Linked DNA regions of Mus musculus: region 2 is linked to region 1. A link is a loop called in an ENCODE intact Hi-C map of the cell type or tissue named here. Cell type or tissue: gastrocnemius. All regions are shown on one strand. Links, peaks and the distances in the headings refer to the core of each region. The heading gives the core; the rest is flanking DNA.

What was found. Peaks named below come from ENCODE experiments on the same cell type or tissue, not always from the same donor. Only the 100,000 strongest peaks of a DNase experiment are listed, where the experiment ranks them.
Region 2: a loop joins it to region 1, with 3 times the contacts of the local background. A loop is called at or near these places in 3 of 42 quality-filtered maps.

What each region holds. Positions count from the first base shown.
Region 1 is chr7:136,887,277-136,898,887 of GRCm38, reverse strand. It overlaps Mgmt (O-6-methylguanine-DNA methyltransferase), which reads right to left and starts at 4,302. Exons shown (of 5, transcript NM_008598.3): 1 at 4,201-4,302. In gastrocnemius, for the core only: no CTCF peak of the experiment used is centred there; a DNase peak (open chromatin) is centred at 4,416; H3K4me3 peaks cover 1,418 bases; H3K27ac peaks cover 1,761 bases.
Region 2 is chr7:137,438,876-137,450,486 of GRCm38, reverse strand. Glrx3 (glutaredoxin 3) reads right to left here. Exons shown (of 11, transcript NM_023140.5): 2 at 5,400-5,508. Among named protein-coding and RNA genes, the nearest start is that of Glrx3, 7.1 kb to the right of the region's middle. In gastrocnemius, for the core only: a CTCF peak has its summit at 6,963 (motif pointing left); no DNase peak of the experiment used is centred there; H3K4me3 peaks cover 817 bases; H3K27ac peaks cover 2,216 bases.

The DNA.
Region 1 (11,611 bases), core at 1,359-9,358:
TTGTGGTTGTACGTGAGGACAAATAAAAGCCGTAAGATGTTTCCTATGGAATTTGTTTAACTGGTCCGACTTGTACGTTGAAGACCAAAATGAGTTTACTCCAGCTGGGAGTGCAGAAAACAAGTTTCAGCCATCAACAAGAGTGTCACCACTGGGCTGTGGTCCCTGGAGAGAGCCTGTCTATTTGGTTGCTTTGCTGGGGCAGACTCTGGTGCAAGGTCTAGGAGGCTGGCCTAACCCAGGGATGCCTGGTATCATGGTAGACCCAGCCCATGGACCCCTCCACCTGGAAACTAAATCTGTCAAGGCACTGTTTCCTTCAAGGTCACAGAAGGTCACCAGAGGATTTAGCCCCCTTCTTAAGGCAAATCATTTGAACAGCTACAGAAAGGAGTAAGTCCCTCACTATGTCCCACACATTCATTATGTGGTTTTTTTCCCCAAACCACATAGCCCTCCTCAATGTGCCTTTTATTACTACCAATATTTAAGTCAGAGAGCTTGACTGTTGCCACTGGCTAATGGCTGAACAAGGACACACACCACACCACACTCAGGCTGCAATGCTGAGCCTCCAACTTTTATCTATCCATGTCCAGCACAGGCCTCCACAGCAAACAGAACAAGAAAATCCATCCTGTCAACCTTGGCAGAGCCTCCTGCCGGCAAGGCTCTGACCTACTCCCTCCTAGACAAATCCTGTCGCTTCCACTTCAGACCCAGAAGTGGTGTAGGCCAGTCTGTTTATCAGTGTCTGTGGGCAGGCTGACAGGCCACTCTGCTCAGATGAATGCTGGTCTATAGGCGTCTGGTGTGAACCTTCAGGTTTTAGTTAAACAAGAGCCTACAGTCAGACATCAACGCCTTCAGTAAGAACTTGGGCAAGGCCAGCCACACACCAAAACATGGCCAGGCAGACCTGTGGTCGCAGCCAAGCCAGGGTCCTCCAGGGTCTGAGATATTCATGTGTGGCATGTACCCAAAGGCCTGGAGGAAAGTGGATATACAGAAGGCACTTTATACCAGGGTGGGACATTGGCAGGGTCACAATGACATGTGAAGAGACAGGACTGTCCCCAACTTTCATGAAACACCCATTTTTTTGTTTTACTTTCCCATGGTATAAAGCATTATGGTCTCAGTAGACACCGAGTGTGTGTGTTGAACTTTGACCTCTTTCAGGGCTAATGGTTTGTGATCCTTCCAGCCAAGAGAAGCCACAGACATAAGTAGATTAGACATAAGTAGGTCCATTCAAACTGTGCCTCACTGGCCACATGTGGCTCAGGACAACTACAAATGTGGCCCAACAAAAGATTACAAACTTATTAAAGTATTATGAGATTTTTTTTTTTGGTAACTCAACTGTATGATTTTCAAGTGTGAACTTTATAGCTGAAAATGTAATGCGTGTCAAATCGTTGGGTGGGATTCGAGTCTGGAGCATGGTTTACTACGCTCAGAGAGCTTTTTTTTTTTTTTTTAACTTACAGTGTTTTCAGCTTACTCAGGGGTAAGGGGTGGTCATATCTCAAGTACAGGAGCACGTGAGTGGGCCTTTGATAAGGAGAAAATGGAATCCACACAACAGTTATGCTTTCGTCACTTCCTATCAAAACCAACATCTAAGAAAGGCACAGACTAGGAGAGGGTCTTAATGGTCTGACCCTTGGATCCTAAGCATTTGTGCTCCTTAAAATAAGAACAGTTATGATCACTTAAGTGCCTTGTTTGGTCGCCTGGCTGGTTGTGTTTTGAAGACAGAGTTTCAAGGAGTGACTACACAACCTTTCCTGACAATCCTCTTGATTCAGCCTCTCAAGTGCTGGGATTACAAGCTTGAGCCGCCACAGTTTGCATCTAACAAAAAATATATATACATATACGTATATGTATATATATAGTCAACTTGACACATGCTCAAAAAATATATATTATATATATAATATATATTATATGGTAATATATAATGTATATAATATATATTATATAGTAATATATATAATATATGTACATATATAGTCAACTTGACACACGCTCAAAAATATATGTATATATAATATATACAATATGTATATATATTATATATATTATATATAATATATATGTGTATATATAGTCAACTTGACACACGCTCAAAAAATATATATACATATATGTATATGTATTATATATATAGTCAACTTGACACACGCTCAGGTCACCTAGAAAGAGGGAACTTCAACTAAGAAAACGCCTCCATCAGACTGGCCTGAGAGCAAATCTCTGCTGTATTTTCTTCACTTATGACTGCTGTGGACAGGCCCAGCTCACTATGGGTGCCTGGGCACACAGTCCGGGGGTGTGTAAGAAATCAGGCTGAGTAAGATATGTATATATATATAGTCAACTTGACACATGCTCAAAAATATATGTATATATAATATATACAATGTGTATATATAATATATATAATATATTATATATAATATATATGTGTATATATAGTCAACTTGACACACGCTCAAAAAATATATATACATATATGTATATGTATATATATAGTCAACTTGACACACGCTCAGGTCACCTAGGAAGAGGGAACTTCAACTAAGAAAACGCCTCCATCAGACTGGCCTGAGAGCAAATCTCTGCTGTATTTTCTTCACTTATGACTGCTGTGGACAGACCCAGCTCACTATGGGTGCCTGGGCACACAGTCCGGGGGTGTGTAAGAAATCAGGCTGAGTAAGTCACGAGGAGCAAGCCAATAAACAGCATTCCTCCATAGTCTTTGCTTCAGTCCCTGCCTCCAGGTTCCTTCCCTTCTTGACTTCCGGCCCTGCCTTCCCGTCATGGGGAACCGTTATCAGGATATGTAAACCAAATAAGCCCTCCCCTCCCCAAGACTCCTTAGTCATGGTGTTCTGAGGAAGCCATAGAAAACTAAGCCAAGGACACTCCGCACACTGGCAGGCCCAGTGAGGGAGTAGAGACAGGCTCAGATGGGGCCCACTGATCTAGAACAGGACCCAAAGATCGGTGCCTTTTGCTCTCCACAGAAAGAAGTTGCTGTACAAGACACAGCCACCTTACCACAACACCTGAGACTCTGCTTCTTAAACCATGGTAACAGCAGAAACTTCTTCAAAGACATACCACATATTAGTCAAACTCTTATTATGACAGATTTTTCCCTCTAATTGAAAAAAAAATTACTCCCATAGATCCTTGTGGCCTGGCTCCTCTAGACCTCAGACAGTACCAAACTATGTCAATACCCAGAGTGGCCCAGAGTGGGTGGAGCCTCAGGCAGGGCATTTGTGCAGACCATTCTGTCCAGCCACTCTCAGGCTCTAGGTCCTGTCAAATGCTCAGATGACATGCCTAAGCTTACAGGACACTGACCACAGGCCAGGCTTCTCACATCCCCCACACCCAGCACCCTACGACAAGTGCTGCAGATACTGAGAGACACATGAAGTTAAAATCATCTGGGATCACCTGTCAGGGAAGTGAAATGAAGAGCAGGTCTGTCTACAGAGACTCTGCAGGTTGTAGAATACCCTTTCCACAAGCTCCTGTCTGTGTCTGAGGAGGGTCCAGCCAAACGTGTGCACGCACACGTACACTCAAACCTTACTTCTCTGAACTCACAATCAGGGTCTGGATGAGGCAGCTCAGAATAAAATGTACAGAACAAAAACCTAGACCCACTGGGCGCGGAGCGAATGTACTGTTTGTTTACTCTCTGAGGTTTTAACCAGGTGTGCCTAGCACCAGCCATGATGTTGCAGGACCCCGGGGCCTGGTTATTTTCTCCTACTCTCAAGAAAGAAGGAGCTATGAGAAGTATGGGCCTACTACAAGCAGATCTGAGCTACAAGCTGAGGAGCTTCTGGAAGCTTCCTGAAAGAAAGGTGAAGCGGGATCCCCACCCCCTGGTCACCAGTGAAGGGAAAGAGTATGGCCAGGGGACCTGCATGGATCCAGCAGAGACTTGAGAAGTGTTGGGCATCTGGAGGTGTGGCAGGAGACATGCCCAGTCACCAGGCAGACTTGCCCACGAACCCCGGGGCCAAGGGAAGTAGGGCAGCCTGTACAGAAGGGGCTGAGGTCCTAGAGAAAGGAAGGAGTCCTTAGGACAACTCAGAGCCACGACTGTCTCCCTGGACTTCGGCTCTCTCCAGAGAGGGCCCCACACAGTGCCCCAAAACTCACCAGCTTGCAAACTGCAGACAGCAACGGGGAACGGTACACAAGTTTTAGGTGCCTGAGCACCAAGATCTGGCACTGAGAAATACGGGCCGCAGGCGCGTGCACGGGGTGGGGGCGGGGCCTAGCACGGGGCAGGGCCTGGTGGGCGGGGGCGGAGTCAGGGTGCAGTTGATTACTGAGCTGTGGGCTTGTAGTCCGAGGGTGTAAAGCGGGCCTGGTACGCGGGGCGTGGCTCTGGGAGCTGCCGGAAAAGGGGCGGGGAGTGTAAGCACGCCCAGTGTGTGACGCAAGGGTGCCGCTCTGTGCTTCCTCCCTGGGTGCGTGTTCCTAGAGCAGGCCTCTTCTTCCAGACCTGAAACTGGTTCTTTGCCCATCCTAGACATCAGGCCGCATCATCCCACCGGAGCTGAGCTGCACCTTCTCACCTCGACCTCACCACCCCAAGTCCCAGTTTACCCGCTGAGACATAGTCACTATTTGCCAACAGCGCGCACCCAAAGGGTGGTGGAAGAGTTAAGCCCACTAGGAATCCAGTCACTGCCCAGCTGGGCCAGGGCTTTCTTTCAGGATCTTCTTGGCACTTGGAATTGGAATGGCTCAGTAGTGGTTCAGCTAGTGTGAGTATCCAGCATCTGGTGTGAGATGACAGGATTTAAATGTTGTCCACCAAGAAAGCCTTGTTGGAATTCTCCCTCTGTACCTCATAATGGCCTTATTTGGAAAAACACGGAGGTGACACTTGAAGATGATGTCACTAGTTAGGAGAGTCCTAATCTGATATTACTGCTGTCCCTGTGAACAGAAAACTAGAAGCCAGATACACCTGTGTACCAGATGCTGTGCAGGAGGTGAGAACTACCAGCCTCCTGGACTATAAACAAATTTTCATTCTTTCAAGCCACCCACTTTGTGGTACTTGATTGGCGCCCCATGGTATCTGACTTGATTGACATAAAATCCTTAGGGAATGTTATCGTCCTAAAGCTTCAGAGAGACGTGTTGTTAACTTCAGGGTCCCATCCCAGGTGCACATATGCTAAGAACCATGCTGTGGTTTTGTTTGTTGAGACCTTCATCTTCCCAGTGTGCAGCTCTCCTGCCTGGATTTGGTCCTTACTAGTACCCTGGTTCAGTGACCTGGAGGAGCCAACATTTTACCTACCACCTTTAGAAGCGTTGCTCAAAGGTTTGTTGTATGAGGAGCCCCAGTGACTCACAGAGGCCACCATTCACCCTTTGAAGCCGCCCCTCCTCACCTCCACTGTCACCTCCTCCAGACATGCTAAGAATAACTGCTGATAGAAGATAAACGAGACTCCTAGATACATGGGATGATCAAATCAAGTCTCAGAGTCCTTCTGTGTCGTCTACGCTCAACAACTTGCTTGGATTTGTAATTACCTCAGAGACACACCTCTGGGCATTGGAGCTCCCCTCCCCCAATATGGGTGGTGTCATCTCTAAGAACTGAGATCCCAAACTGAATGAGAAGGGAACAAAGGAGAAGATAAAGAGAGCACCAGCACAACTCTCTCTGCATCCTGAGCAGCTAATTCTGCTGTCATGCTGTCCCTTCAATGATGCTCAGCCTTTCTCTGAACGAGAGCGCCCCTCTCCAGCCCTTGATTTCTTTCAGGTATTTGGTTATAGTAATGAAGTGAGTAACTAGTCCACCTCCCCAGCGCTGTGCTCAGACAGAGAGGGGTATTCTTGCCCAGGGACAAGAGACATGAAAGTTTACCCTGGGTCCTGCTCTTGCTTCTTGGTTATCTTGGGTCCTCCGGTTTATCACTCGTACAGTAATTTCATAAGAATCTGTGCTGTGCACTTGTAGACCATACGTGCATATTGCACAGGCTCCTGGGATAGCAACAGACTATTGAGTAAGGATACTATTTGCCAGGCCCCATATAGCATGATGCTACCAAGGCCCAATTAGAACTGGGATCCTAATGGAACTGAAAATGAGAAAGACCAAGATTAAATCAGAGTTCCTGTTGAGACCCCAAACAAGTACACTCTGGAGCCGATGCAATTAATATCAGAATCGTAGCTTGTTAAACTATCTGGGTGGCAGAACTGGAGAGATGGCTCAGAAGTTAAAAACACTGGCTAAGGCAAGACTACCAACCCAGATACAAAACTTTCAACCTACAAAATTTTTCCTGACTACCGTAAGCAAAGGTAGAGGAGAGAGAGACAGAGACAGAGACAGTCAGAAAGAGACAGAGAGAGAGAGATAAATGTGTAAAGTGCCATGAGAGTGAGCTTACCCCTGTCATTGCCTGGAGGGCCAGGAATCAGAAACCCAGGAAAGAGCCAGACAAGTCTGGAAATAGAAGGAGAAGAAGAAAAGGAAAGGGAAGGGAAAGGGAAAGGAGAGAGAGAGAGAGAGAGAGAGAGAGAGAGAGAGAGAGAGAGAGAGAGAGAGAGAGAGAGAAGATATCAATGGAATGATCCCTAATGATATTCTGCTACACTTATAGATAGGAATCCAGCACACCCATCATCAGAGAGGCTTCATCACCTGATGGAAACAAGATACAGAGAGCCACAATCAAACATCAGGCAGAGCTCAAGGATTCCTGCAGAAGAAGAGGAGGGGTTATAAGAACTAGATGGGGTCAAGGACACCAAAGAGAACCCACAGAACCAACTAACCTAGGCCCACAGAGGCTCACAGACACTGAAATGACAACCAGGGAGCTTGCATGAGTCTGACCAAGGCCGTCCACACATATGTTATGGTTGTGTACCTTGGCCTTCTTGTGGGACTCAGTGGGAATGGGGTGGGGGGCTGCCTCTGAGTAGTTTGCCTGATTTTGTGACTCTTTTCCTCCTACCCTTTGCTTCTTCCAGTCTTAATGTGAGAGGAGGTGCCTAGTCTTACTCTAACTTGATAGGCCATGTTTGGTTTCTGCCCATTAAAGACCTACCCTTTTCTGAAGAGAAATGGCGGAGTGACTGGGGAGAAGGAATTGAGAGGAGAGGAGGAAGGGAAACTACATTCACGACGTAATCCCTGAGAGTGGAGTAAAGACTTAATATTAAGACGAAACTATTCTCTACAACTGATGTGCAAAGATGATCCAATCTTAAGAAAGTAATAGATTGGTATCCTTTTAGAATCAAAATCTATATGTCTTAAATTAAAGTCCTACAAGAAAGCATTGTTTGAAATTTTTCATAAAAAGAGCAACAGTAGATACAATTTCCTAAACACATGAAACTCAAGAAAAATGAAGACTGAAGTGTGGACACTATGCCCCTCCTTAGAAGTGGGAACAAAACACCCTTGGAAGGAGTTACAGAGACAAAGTTTGGAGCTGAGATGAAAGGATGGACCATGTAGAGACTGCCATATCCAGGGATCCACCCCATAATCAGCATCCAAACGCTGACACCATTGCATACACTAGCAAGATTTTATCGAAAGGACCCAGATGTAGCTGTCTTCTTGTGAGACTATGCCGGGGCCTAGCAAACACAGAAGTGGATGCTCACAGTCAGCTAATGGATGGATCACAGGGTTCCCAATGGAGGAGCTAGAGAAAGTACCCAAGGAGCTAAAGGGATCTGCAACCCTATAGGTGGAACAACATTATGAACTAACCAGTACCCCGGAGCTCTTGACTCTAGCTGCTTATGTATCAAAAGATGGCCTAGTCGGCCATCACTGGAAAGAGAGGCCCATTGGACATGCAAACTTTATATGCCCCAGTACAGGGGAACGCCAGGGCCAAAAAGGGGGAGTGGGTGGGTAGGGGAGTGGGGGTGAGTGGGTATGGGGGACTTTTGGTATAGCATTGGAAATGTAAATGAGCTAAATACCTAATAAAAAATGGAAAAAATAAAGATAAAATAAATGACTATTTCTTCTTTTTTATAAAAAAAAAAAAAGAGCAACAGTAAACAGCATAAACAGAAAGAAAAAAGCCCAGCGGCTACTCTGCCAGAGGACCCGGGTTCAATTCCCAGCACCTACATGACAGCTCACAACTACTATAACTCCAGTCCCAGGGGATCCAATGGCTTCTTCTGGTTCTTCTGGCTTCCACAGGCACCAGGCACACAAATATATATATATATATGCATATATATACACACATATACATATATATATACACACATATACATATATATATACACACATATACATATATATATATACACATATACATACACACACACACACATATATATATACACACAAAACACTCATAAATATAAGTGTGGCCTGTCAAACTTTTCACTGCTGTAACAAGTGTCTCAGAGAAACAAAGGGAGGAGCTACTGTTTCTGTCCACTGTAGACTGGCCTTGTTGTTTCCAGGCTGTGGTAAGCTTAGAAGATGTGATAGGGTAAGAACCAACAGCTTACCTCAGTTTGGACAGGAAGGGAAGGCATAGGACAAGAGACATCTTTCCAGGGTACACTCCCTGTGAACCTACCTCACATATCCAAGCCTGTCCCCTTACAAGCTCTTACCGCCTCTTTTGATGCCATCAAATCATGAATCTAAGGCAGGAGTGATGGCTCAATGGTAAAGGTGCTTGCCTCTAGACATCAAAACCCAAGTCCAGTTTCCAGGACCAATACAGACGAGATAGAAAGCCAACTCTCTTGTAGATAGTCCTCTGACCTCCACACATGTGGAGTCATATGTATACACACACACACACAACAAATAATTAAATGAAAAATATGAGTCTATCAAGAGATTACTTCACTGATTAGGTCAGAGCCCTCAGAATCCAATCACTTCTCAAAGGCCCATCAGCTGACAATCAACACCTAGTGAGTAAGTCTGTGGGGACATTTCCGATTTCAAAACATATCTGAGAGTTATTAGGGTTGGGGAGGAAGATGGAAATGAGGCTGGTCCTGACATCTGAATCTCTACCCTTCCTAATTTGGCATGGAAAAGTCTCTATGAAGGCCAGTGCCACCAAAGTCGATTATATGGGGTTGAAAAGGGTGAGCAGGGCAAACTGAGAACAGTGCTGTCGCTCAGAGCAGGTCTAAGACCATGCAGTAACTCTTCTTGCTGGGAAGGAGGTAAGGACTGTTCAGGATCAGGAACTGAGAGGCAGGTGGAAGAAGGCACATTTCTCTGACCAAGGACTAAGCCTACAGAAGTAAAGAATTCCAAAATAACTTTGTGGGTTCTTCCATGAAGAAACTAAATCCCAGTCTCCATGTCCTGGCTGCAGCAAGTACCCTTTTCCTTTCTGAAATCATTAAAACAAAACAAGCACACAAACAAACAGAAACAATCTATTCCCAAACCAAGAGCCTGTGGGCTTCTTTCTTGTATGCTTTTACTGAGCCAGGTGTCCTCAACTGCCCTTCCTATCACTAAAGGAACATCGATTGCTTTAGATGGGGTGGTAGCCTTGTAGGGGGGAACAGGGAGAAAAACTAAGCTAAATCAGGAAGTCTGGGAGCAGGTTTCCTACCCAGATTCTCACAGAGCCACCCCTGACTTCTTCATAGGATGCATTAGCCTGAACAAATGAAACTCCTGTGGGGTTTCCCATCTTTGAAATAACAGATATTCTCTTGCTGTCCTCCGGGCCCATATCCCCATGAGTGAGTTAGTTAGTTTGTCTGTCTGTTTGTTTATTTGTTTGTTTTACAGAAGATTTGAGAAAACCATAAGAAGTTGTGTTCAAGTGTAACTTCACCGAGTTCTTCAAGGGACTCCCTGGGTTTTCTTTAACATCAGCCAGCTTTCCTGTGGGCACTGGGAACCGTGTCAATTTGCATAGCTCTTCTAAGCATCCAAATGGATACCTTTCAGGTTAAGCAAATGAACTTGACACGGTGGGTGATTGCTTCTAATGATTTGTAACCCACGAAATTTGTTTAATAAGCCTCTCTTCCCAAGCTATTCTGTGACATTAGAGACCATTTACAACAAAGCTGTCTTCAGTAGTCAAACTTAATCCTGACTACCCTGCCTTTGGGAAATGAAGGGATTTTATAACGATCACATAAAACCTTATGTGATTTGAAAGCCCCGAACTCTGGACAAGCGTGCAGTGGTCGTGTAAAGAGAAACACGCCAAGAGCTCCGCACTTGAAGTGTTTTACATCCAGACCGCTTTAAAAGCACCTCCAGTGGTGAGCTCTCGATTAACACAATCGATTTTCTCCTCGGTGTTCTTGGAGTCTGAGCGTCTAGCCTGGGTGAAGCCTGGAGCCCAGAGATACTAGGCTGGGGAGAAGCCTGAAATGGAGACAGCACCATTAGGCCCAGAGTGTGTACCATCTGCCGCTAGCTACACCCTTGTCCCATGCTGGTTCCTGTTGGTTCTTGGCACAGCTGCAGGCATCAGGGTATCATTGTAGCAAGAAGTGCATAGACAGATGGGCAGCACAGGGCCGAGAGAGTGAGCTCCTTGGCCCTTGCTGTCCTAGAGAGAGGCAAACATCCTTCTGCCCAAGAACCCATGGGAGCCTCTGGTGCCATCTGGAAGCCCTTCCATCTTGGATTGGGTTTGAAGGAACAAGGAGAGGGCTCTGCCTCTGTATAAAGGAGGTAATACAAAGACTCCTTCAAGACTGTGCCCCTTCAGTGGCCTGGTTGGTGCAAGTCTGAGGCACACTTAAGGAGAATATGTTGCAGCTCTGTGTTAGCTCATAGTCAAGTGGTTCACAAACAAAGGAAGGATGTGAGGTTCACACGGAGCAGTGGGCATCTCCCTGGAGAAATGCATATGGGCATGTGGGGCCCTCGTTGTGGCAGGGCTCCTTCTCCAAGCTCTTCTCTCCAGCCACTGAGTGCTAAACTCTGTGCAGTGGGTGTGTTCCCCGCCATATCTCCAACTCAAAATAGCTAGGGAAGACTGATGAAAGGAGAGGAGCCCAGGTAAGCAGCTGTACACACACCCTTTACCTACGCATCCTGTTAATTCTGGAATTTGGATCTAGTTGCCTAGTAACTATCAGACAAAAGTTATCCCAAACCTCATATTGCTTTTCTTCTAAAACATGCCAACTGTGAAACAAAGAACAGTCAGGCATTTGTACTGCTATGAAAACACCCAAATGAAAGACAACTTTTCATATATCTATATTTATTATCTATATCTATGTATGTATCTATATATGTATCTATCTATCTATCTATCTATCTATCTATCTATCTATCTATCTATCTATCTATGTTTTCCTATCCTGTATTGGGCTATAGGAGTGTCAAACCCTCAGAACTGGGAATTTTGTTAGATTCTACAGCCTTTTTGAAACCAGCTCCTACACTCATTACAAAGTGTTTTTGATCCATTTTCGGGACAGGCTGTGTTTGTAACACGTTGTTGGCAGTTTAGGCAAAGTCTTTTAAGTGGTGTGAAATGCTAGGGGTGTGCACCTGGGTGCCAAGAGGAAGTGGGTCTCCCTTCTCGACCCC
Region 2 (11,611 bases), core at 2,133-10,132, 550 kb before region 1:
CCTTCCTAAAACAAATCTTACTTATCGCATCTCCATGTCCCACTGGCTGTTTCCCTGGACAAGCCTGGCTCACGTAAAAGGTGACATGGGTGACATAGTCAAATTCAGAGAAATGACGCTGCTCAGAAATGAAGCCTGAAAATAAAATCTGTGCTGCTGTCATTATGCCACATGCAGCTTTCTACTGCTACAGTCAGAAGAAAGACTGCACTTTAGGGACTGGGCTGGTTTACCCACACTGCATCTTCACATTGTCTCTGCGGGGAACTGAGCCCTTCAGAGCCTTCTCATGGTGTGCCTGTGAGAAGGGGTAACAGGAGAACATGGAGGGTGGGCGGAGGGGGTCTCACTCATTTGGGGAGGTATGAGATAGGGGTTCCCTATGTAGTCTTGGCTGCCTTAGAACAAATAGACTCAAACTCAGAACCTCTGAAGGCAGAACTCCAGATCCGTCTACCTGATGCTGGGATTAGAGGTGCGCGCCAACAAGCCCAGCAGGGTCCTCACTCTCAGACTTCATTTTACAGGTCAGGGACATGCTAGAAATGGCACACAGCTGAGAGTTACTCTAAGCTAGATAACGCCTGGGGGTTGGTGCACTGATTCACTTATTTACTCCTGGTATTGGCCAGCACTACCGTCTCAGTTGTTTTATACAGAGCAATTGTGCAGACATCTGCAAAGTAGCATAAACTATCTTTATGACGCTTGGCTTTCTCAGATATTACAAAAAACCTGTTTTTTTTTAAGATTTATGTACTTTGATCATATGTGTATGAGTGATTACCTGCGTATACGCATATGTATACGCATATGTATAAGTATACGTGTAGGTACCATGCCTGGTGCCTACAGGATGGCCTGGAACTGCAGTTACAGACAGTTATGAGTCACTGTGTAGGTGCTGGGAACTGAAACCAGGTCCCTAGCAAGGGTATCCAGTACTCTTAACTGCTGAGCCATGATGATTCCTACAGTAGAGCTCAATGTAACCTAATGCAATGTAAGCACTTGCCTAACGTAACTGTGAAGTCCTGAGTACAGTCCCCAACAGCACAAGGATGGTGCAGGGGTGCAAAGCACAGCACTGTAACTTTGTAACTCCTCCATGCCCTCTCTCAGCACAGCAACCACCATACCAGCGGTTCTCAACCTCCTAACCCTGCGCCCTTGAATACACTTCCTCATGTTATGCTCACATAAAATTATTTTCATTGCTACTTCGTAACTATAATTTTGCTACTATTATGAATCATAATGTAATTATCTGTGTTTACTGATGGTCTTAAGTGACACCCTGTGAAAGGGTCCTTCAACTCCCAAAGAACCCGTTTCGACCCACAGGGTGAGAAACCAATGCACCATACAATATAATAATACTGACCAGAGCAACATCATAAAACTCTCCCTAAACAGCTGACTCTGATCTCTGAGAAAGTTTATACTGACATGAAACTGTCAATGATGGGCAGTGTTAACCCTGAGAGACTGGCTTCTAGGCATGACTGTGAAGAGACTATCCCAACGGGGGATGGGGTGCCGATCCCTTGGCAAGGGATCCCGGGCTGTGTAAGAGGAGAAGTGAGCCGAGCAATAGCATGTGTTGTTCTCTTAGGAATATGACTGTAATCTGAGCCGCTGCCTCCAGTTGCTACAGCTGACTTCCCTGCTATGATGGACCTGGGATTATGAGCTAAATAAACCTTTCTCCCTTAAGTTGTTTCTGCCAGAGTATATCATCACAGCATTAGGACTGCAACTATGACACACAGCAAATGAGATATGCAGGAGGGGAGGATACATTTCCTACAAACAGGGTCTGACTTTTTTCCCACCTTTCCCTCACTGACAAAGGCGTGGAATTTCTATCTCTTTCCTACTATCTCTCACTCCCAAACATCATAATCTGAAAGATTCTACTGTATAATTGGCAAATATGTATTCCCATCAGCATGGTACACAAGTCTATTTAGTATCCAGGAGGCTGAGGCAGAAAAATCATAAATTCATCCTTCCACCTACCCAGACACATCAACATCCACAGATCAATAAAGTGTACTTCCATTTTAGGAAGAGATCTGACTATGTATTTTGAAAAGAAAAAGCACGTAATATTTTAATTAGCTATTTCACTCTATTCTAAGTAAGCCTGAATCTCTTTGTAAGGCATTTACCAGTGGAAGTAATTCGTGTGCTTCCTCACAGTGGTTAGAGATGCAAGAGCGTACAGAAAAACCCGCATTCCAGGATCTAACTGGATATGGCAGCAGCTGAGGCAGGGAAGGGCCCAGCCCATTAGAGGTGGCATCTTACAGCCACGTCACACGTTGGAGAACAAGGGTCTCAGTGGAGAGTGCAAAAGCCTTGCCTGTCAGCGTTCGGTCCTGGTAGGAACAAGCTGCACAACTCTTACCAGATGTGTGGCTGGCTTGTCTGAGCTGCTGGTATCTTAGTAATTAGAAAACTAGTTCTTGGTAGTTATAACCAATTTAAAAAACCTTACTCAAGATCATCTTCTAGGCTAGGGGTATAGCTGAGCTGGTACAGTACTGGCCTAGCCTGCAGGAAGCCCTGATTTGATTCTCAACACCATATAACTGGGGCATGATGGGACACACTACAGTCCCATCACTAGTGAGACAAAGGCAGGAGGATCAAAATCTCAAAGTCATCCATGGCTACATAGTAAGTTCCAAGCCAGCCGAGGATATATAAGGTTCTGTTTCAAGATAAGAGGAGGAGGAGGAAGAGGAAGAAAATGAAGAAGTAGTAGTAATAATAATTTACATGCAAACCAAAAATATGCATTTAAAAGAAAATCACTTATTTAAATGACTTTGTGTCTCTACTAACAAAGACTGGAACAATCACTTCATTTCACAAGTCAAAAATGCCAAACTAAGCTGGAGTGGTGGTGCACACCTTTAATTCCAGCACTCGGGAGGCAGAGGCAGGAGGATTTCTGAGTTCTAGGACAGTCTGGTCTACAGCGTGAGTTCCAGGACAACCAGGGCTATACAGAGAAACCCTGTCTCGAAAAACAAAAAAACAAAAATAAATAAATAAGTAAAAAGCCAAACTAGCCGGTCAGTGGTGGCACATGCCCAGTCCTAGCACCTGAGGGGCAGAGGCAGGTAGATCTCTATGAGTTCGAGGCCAGCCTGGTCTGCACAGTGAGTTATAGGACAGCCAAGGATACACAGAGAAACCCTCTATTGAAAGACCAAAAAAAAAAAAAAAGCCAAACTAATACACCTTTTTTAAATAATCAAATGAAAGAAACGTAGGTATAGTAGACCATTCTTGAGGTGCCAGCTACAAGAGGCTGAAGCCGAAGTCTGGCTTGAATTCAAGAGTTCAAGACTAGTGAGACTCCTAACTCAAAAAGAAAAGATATAAAAATTCTACCCCATCACTGCGTTACTCCAGAAATTTCCAGAACTCCTGCTTAACAAAAACAGTGCTGCCAACTCCTCAAACAGTCAGGCTCAGGTATCCCCGACAATCCAGCAGTAGCACACCTACAACTCTTGGCTCCCTGCTACATTTAAGCACTTGAACAACTTCAAATCTCCTGCCAAGTCTGGTACCAATGTGAGAAGCAATTCTATAGTGACTTTAAATAAGTCATTCAGATGGCAGCTGAGAACAGCGTGTTACCTAAACCAGTAACAGGATACGTATGAAAGCAGACATGGGACAATTACCATGAGCCTGGCTAATTCTATGATTGAAGTGTTTAATCATTCATTTCACTTGTAGTCATTATCTTTTATCACTGACCAAACATGCAGTTTTAATGCCCCCTTCTATTATTTATACTGGACATTTTAGGGTTACCTTCTAGGGTTACATTATGCATTTCATCAGAATTTTAAGTAAGTCCTTAAATTTTAAAAAGCTAACTATTATATTCATATTTGTGCTATCTGCATAAAGAAACACTGAGAAAATTCATACAAAATGAATACAACTGGTTACTTATAGGGACGGACAAGGGTTGGCAAAGACACGGCGTGAATCTTCTCGGTGTCCACCCTGCGATACTACTTGGCATTTTGAGCCATCAGAATACAGTACCAATTCAAAGCACACAAATTCTGTCTATGCAAATACTATCAGGGAATGTAATCACTACCATGCAAAGGATTTAGGAAACGTCAGAAATCTGACCTACAGGCAACCCAAAGCTTCACATGGTTTCTAACCTCATACATGGGTCTATCTGTCAACATGTATTTTGAACTCACAATTTTTAGTTTTAAAATGAAGGTTTTTGGGTTTTTGTTTTTGTTTTGTTTTTTGTTTTTTTGTTTTGTTTTTTTTTGGTTTTTTGAGGCAGGGTTTCTCTGTGTAGCCCTGGCTGTCCTGGAACTCACTATGTAGACCAGGCTGGCCTCGAACTCAGAAATACGCCTGCCTCTGCCTCCCGAGTGCTCGAGTGCTGGGATTAAAGGCGTGTGCCACCACGCCCGGCTTGTTTTGTTTTAAATCCTAAGGATTCAGCACTGGATAAAAGGCACAAGCCACTGACTCCAGCACTTGGGAGGCAACTGACAGACATCTTGAGGCCAACCTGTGCAGTGAGACCCTGTCTCAAAGTAAATAAATCAACTCTAAGAATTAACACTTTTGAATACAGAGAGTATCCCTCCCTTCCCAATAATTCATTATTCTCAACATATATTTCACTTTTTTCCAAACCTAAAGCAGTATGACTTCCCGAGTGACTAGAATTACATGTGCATAAAAGCAAATCCTGCTAACCTCCAGCACAGCGCTCCAATCCCTCTTAAAGCCTAGTCTCGAAACACAACAGGCAACGTAGAAACCAAGTCTTGAGTAAAGCAGGGCTCAGTGCACAGGAGAGGCGGGCAGAACTGACCCCAGCGGCCTGTTTACATGCACTTTCTAGAAGCGTTTCGCAACATACTACCTTCTCAATGTTCATCAACTGCTATCACGCCAAAATTATCCAGGGAATTATCTGGTCTGTTTGTCCTCTCAAACACTTCTGTCCTTTGCCCATTCTGTAGCGATTTTTTTAAACTATGTGAGAAATGCAACATCAAAAGATCTGTCAAAAGCCTGTGCACGCCTTTAATCCCAGCACTCGGGAGGCAGAGGCAGGTGGATTTCTGAGTTCGAGGCCAGCCTGGTCTACAAAGTGAGTTCCAGGACAGCCACGGCTATACAGAGAAACCCTGACTCGGAAAAACAAACAAACAAACAAAAATCAAACCAAAAGATCTGTCAAAATAGCTTGCTGCAAATATAACAGAATTCAACACAAAGTTCAAGTACTGGGATTTCACAGCTTCTTCCTTTACATTATAAAATCTTGTCTATCTCATAAGTCAGATATTAATAAAAGACATAAGACTGAAAATGAATAATACCTTCACAAATGAAACATGAGGGTGTTCTTTAGCTAACTCTGCCATGACATCGTTCATCTGTACACACTGTGGAGCCCATGGTGCCCAGAAATGAACCACAAGGAGTGACCTGTAAATCAAAAAACATATTTTTTATTAAAATGATCCTGGAAGCAAATACAGGTGTAGATCAAATTCTTCTACCTAGAAAACAAAGAATTCCACTGCAGTGTGCAGCATCACGGCCAGTCTTCAGACTGTCTGGATAAACAGTCAAGTCGATGGGATTTCTTAAATCAAGACTAAGCCCTAGTAAGTGCTTCTAAATGTCCATCCATATCAACTAACAGACATGTCGATTATATTTTCAGACCCATGATGAAAGTGGAGACTGAATTTCTGTACAAGCAAGCTGCTGCTGAGAAATGATTGAAGATACATTATTAATATTAATCTCACATAATATTGTGACAAAGGGACACAACTGTAACGGCAGAAGAGCAAAAAAGTCTTAACAGATAAGGCAGAGGACAGCAGGACTACGATCACTGCTCATAGATGTCTGTTGCAGTTATGTTACCAGAGAACCCTCCATGTGGGCTGACGGTGGAGTCACTAGATTCCTGGGCAATGTTAACAATCTTAATTATTTTCATACAAAACTGTTCACAAAGACCTATGTTTGAAACCACCTCTAATTTAACTGAAACTTGAATTTACAGAATTCTAATTTCAAGTAAAACCCTCCTCCAAGGTGGGGGGGAAACACATAAAAATGTGTTCTATGGAAAAAGATGCAAACTTTTCTACCTACCAGCAAGGAGTGGAATAAGAAATGATAGAGGGCTGGGGAGATCTCAGCAGGGCAGCACTTGCTGCTCTATCTATCACAAGGACCCTCGGTCAGCCCCATCACTCGTGCAGGTCACACAGTTCACAAACATCTCAACACCAGCTCCAAGGTTCTGGCCTCCTCAGGCACCCACATGCACCTGCACACATATACATGGGCACACACAAAAACACATATAAATAAAAAAACAAAACAAAAGAAAAAAAAGCACAGATGAGAAGTGGGAGCCTACCCACAAGAGACACATATGGGGTGAGGAAGGTTACAGCCAGAAGGGGCAGGAAAGGGTAACCCTCAAAGGTTGACTGCAAGTTCTGACTTAAACACTGACAGTGAGTGTCATACTAGGAGGAAAGGAAGGCTGCCGGAATATTAGGGCCAGGGCTCAAGTGCAGAGAGCCTCAGCTCTCTATAGATCTGGAAATCTAGAGACACAGAGCCAACCATGTCACAGAAGGGACAGAGGAACCTGGAGGTCCATGTTTCTGGGTCTCATCAACATCGCATCAGGCCAGATAGAGGGACAGAGGAAAGAGGGACAGCTTCAGGAGTTTAAGATCAGTTTCCCAGAAGTCAAGATAATGGCAAGGGAGAGGTTACACCACTAAAGTGGCAACAAACAGTGAACAAGGCCAACTGCCAAAGAAGCAGAAGCCTGGGGCTGCAGAGGTGGCTCAGCGGTTACGAGCCTGACTGCTCTTCCGAAGGTCCTGAGCTCCCAGCAACCACATGGTGGCTCACAACCATCCATAATGAGATCCAATGCCCTCTTCTGGGGTGTCTGAAGACAGCTACAGTGCACTTACATATAATAAATAAATAAATAAATAAATAAATAAATAAATAAATAAATAAATAAATAAATAAATAAATAAATGAGGAGCAGCAGCAGCAGGAGGAGCCCACAGCTGCACAGGGAGCTGACTAGAAGTGGCCACCACAGAAATCAACCTCAAGAGATCTGGACTACACAGAAGAATCCAAGAGCACCGCGTCCAGCTTAACTCCGGTGCAAGAAATCAACTTGTATCGTGCAGGAACAATGCCAGTGCAGACAGGGTTGAAAATCTGAGGCAGCTGTAGGTGCAAGGTTTCCAAGAAGTTAGGAAAGGGGAAAGGCAGCCAGAGCAAAGAGAACAGTGCCTTCCAGTCCAGAGCCAAAGAATTAAGAGCAGATTAAATGACATGTACAAAGTAGGGGTGGGGAGGGCTGAGAAAGAAGGTCCCTGAGAGCCTGGGTTTGCTCAAGTATAAAGCTAGATGACACACTGAAACAGAAATGGAGGCCCAGTGTGGAGCTACATGCGTGGAACCCCAGCTGGGTGGAAGAACGAGCAGTTCTAAGCCAGACTGGGTCCAGTCAGTTCAAGACCATCCTGAGTCAGTAGGACCACCTCAAAAATGGTAGGGCTGGGGTCATGGAAGGGAGGCAGACAGCTATGAAAGGCAGAGACTAACTAGTTAGAAACGATAAGAGAAAGCCATTTGAGAGACTACAAAAGGCAAACAGGAGGATCCACCTACGGCAAGAAAGGTCACATCGTACTTACAATCTGTACCAGACAGACCTGTATCTGGCAGATCTTTGAAGAATACTTGGGCCTCAGCTGATAGCAACTGCTCTGCCAAGCAATGCTGCCTCTCAGTCACCCATTCAGCTAGACAACATTTCTCAGGCTCCTTAAAGTTGTCTGGGAACCGTGAACAGAGTTACAGCCTACAGAATACTGAAACCCTCCCTCATAAGCCTGTGCAGGATCTGACCACACCCCCCAGGCCAGCAGAGCATCCAAGAGAGGTCCCAAGGCCAGCAGAGCATCCAAGAGAGCATCCAAGGACCTCTTCCCAAGAAGAAAAGCAAATTAACAAGACCTTGTCAGGGAACACCCAAGCAGTCTATAATTTACCCAAATGCCCACAGATAGAACAAAGCACCCTACACTCCAAAAATGAAACACAAGTCAACTATTGAGGGGAGAGGGTGCTGGTCAGTGGTGGCAGACTTGGGAGGCAGAAGCAGGACAGCCAAGGCTACACAGAGTAACCCTGTCTCAAAAATAACAAACAACAACAAAACCAGCTTTTCTATTTTTTTTCAATTTTTTATTAGATATTTTCTTCATTTACATTTCAAATGCTATCCCGAAAGTCCCCTATACCCACCCCCAAGCAGCTTTTCTAGAGATACACACAACCACACAGTCAGGTCTGGAAAACAAGCCAAGCCAAAGTTGCTAGATTAAAGGAATCTCATAGGGAAAGGGGGAATACCATGATAGCCAAGACAGTTTATAGTGTTGAGGGTAGCTAGCAGCAGCACAAGAGGGAAGACTTGGCTGCCCTCATGCAGTACAGTTTTCATTCTGACATGATTAAATCAAGATACTCAATTTTTAAAAAGGTGTTTTTAGCTTGAGAACATGTCTAGCATTGAATCACTGAACAAACCCACACACCTGTACTCCGTGAGCATGACAGCCTATGAACAAATACAACTTAATACAGTTGTTTAGAGAACGTGACAGAAATTGAACAGAATGGCCTGTAATAAACTGCTTGAAAAATTAAGATTCCAAAGACTGAAACTGGCATCACTGCATTCATGACTCAAACAGCAAAAGGTCTTTTGGTGACTATAGCTCCTGCCAAGGTGAAAATCACTACTATTCACTGCAGGAGCAAAGGAGCCTAAGGAAGGAAGGGAGGACAGAAACTGCAATGTATACATATCCAAGAACAAGGCAAGCCCCGCTGACAGATGAGCGGTCTGAGGGGCTCCAGGAGTTCAAGAGCCTGCTTCCAAGACAAGTAAACCCACTAGGCTCTGCTGCTGCACACGAGGCGGGTACTCTTTTCAAAAGTCAGGATTTCTAAAAGGAAGTGGAAGAAGCGCCTTCTTACCCTGCGGTAGAGATTAGAAACAAGACCTCCCACGACGTCCACACCCACAGGTATTTACTCTAAGAATTAAAATACAAAGATTTAGGAAGATGGGTATCTTCCTAATACTACAGAAAACACCCAAAAAAATCCCAAAACAACTCATGTCACAACAGCTTTCAAACAACCAAAACAAAGTACTTTTAAAATATTAAAAGTAATTCTAAATATTTAAAGTACCTTAGAAATTTGCAAAGAAGTTTTTTGGTTTTTTTTTTTTTGGTTTTTCGAGACAGGGTTTCTCTGTGTAGCCCTGGCTGTCCTGGCACTCACTTTGTAGACCAGGCTGGCCTCGAACTCAGAAATCCGCCTGCCTCTGCCTCCCGAGTGCTGGGATTAAAGGCATGCGCCACCACGCCTGGCTTGCAAAGAAGTTTTAATGGCATAAGTAAATGCTGACAATATTGGCTTGCTTTTAAAAATTACAGTCGGTGGATAGAGATATAACTCATGGCAGAGTCTGGTATGCCTCAGGCCCTGGGCTTAATTCCAGCAGAGTTAAAAATAATAATAATAATTAAATTAAAACAAGAGACCAGGCTTTGTTCCCAGTATGAGCCCAAGTGTGAAAAACAAAAGAGGAGAGCGAGGTGTGCTGATGCCTGCCTCTAACCACAGCACTCACAAGTACAGGCAGAGGATCAGGAGCTCAAGGGCTTCCTCAGCTACATCTAGGGTTCCAGGCCAGCCTCCATTATGAGTCCTGGCTTCAAAAAGAAGGGCAGGAGGAAGAAGAAAGTATGCACACAGAGCTGAGTTTTGCTCCAATGGCACTAACATGGCTTTGAATGCTTTGAACACCCACAACTATAAAGAGTCCTGGGTTGGTAGAAGATCAGACAAGAAAGTGCTTTGATAACACCACTGCATGTGTTTAATGCGAATGATTATTTACTGCCCAAGATATTCTTATGTTTACATGCCTAGCTCTTATTTTCCACTTAAGCATGGAATGCCAACTGCACATATAACAGGGATGTCACCCTCTTGTGTACTGTATGGAACCAGTCTCTGCCTCATAACAGACAGGCCAATATGTCCAATGCATTGTTCTAGGACAACGTTTACAGAAAGATGGAGTTGAAATACTCATTAACATGGCTCCCTTACACCCTGCACTGGTGCTCAAACCTAGAGCTTTGAACACACACCCCACCACTGAGCTACACTACACCCCAGAATATCTCAATATTTTAGCAGACATAATGAGTCTCATTTCTCCATCAATGGAACCATTAGAGCCAATAATCATTTGCTGTTCTACTGTAGTGCTCCATACTCCAGTTATTCACTTGCAAATTATACTACCAATGCTAAGCGCTACCATACTCTAGACTCTGTGTGTGTGTGTGTGTGTGTGTGTGTGTGTGTGGGTGTATGTGTGTGTTTATGAATAAAGTGGTTTATGAATGGGCACAAACTCTGGTACCCATTTCCCACCCCCACTATATAGACAGAAACTGAGATTTCAGTAACTTACATAAACATAAAACTTACATAGACATAAGAACTTTCATATATAAAAATATATATAGAAAAAGTTACAAGTACGTAAATACGTTAGAATTTTAATATAAAAAGAAAATTTTGGGGCTGGACAGATGGCTCAATGATTAAGAGCACACTAAGTGCTCTTACAGAAGACTAGGGAGTTCCATTCCTAGCACCTACACAGGGGCCACAACAATCTGTAACTGCAATCCCAGGGGAGCCAACGCCCTCTTCTAGCCTCTGAGGGCACTGCATGCTTGTGGTGGACAGCTGCTTGCAGGCGATACAGCAATACACATAAAATGATGAAAAAATAATAATAAAACAAAAAAGTAGACTTCAACCCACACCAACCCTGAAAAGCCTTGACATGGAAATGGCTGCACCCACAAGTGCTATTTAGTATTCTTTTTTTTTTTTTAAAGATTTATTTATTTATTATAAATACACTGTACACTGTAGCTGTCTTCAGACACTCCAGAAGAGGGCATCAGGTCTCATTATGGGTGGTTGTGAGCCACCATGTGGTTGCTGGGATTTGAACTTCGGACCTTTGGAAGAGCAGTCGGGTGCTCTTACCCACTGAGCCATCTCGCCAGCCCGTATTTAGTATTCTTGATGGCTTCCTATCCTTCCCCAGGTGTCACTCCCCAGGTGTCACACAGCATTTCCCATGACCCATTCTGAACAGTCACTGCAGACGGGAACACTGTCTCCCGAGTCATCTCAGGCAGACACCAGTGACAAGAATACATGCAGATGGGTTTGCGGTTTGTTGCTGTTCTTGTCTTGCCCCCCACCCCCCTTGAGAGGAAAGAAATGTTTGTTTCCTGATTTTTTACAATAGGGTCTCCTTATATACCTCTGGCTAGCCTGAAACTCACTATGAAGATCAAACTGACCTTGAACTTGCAGAATAAATGGCATGCTAACTTTTACCCACTAAGGC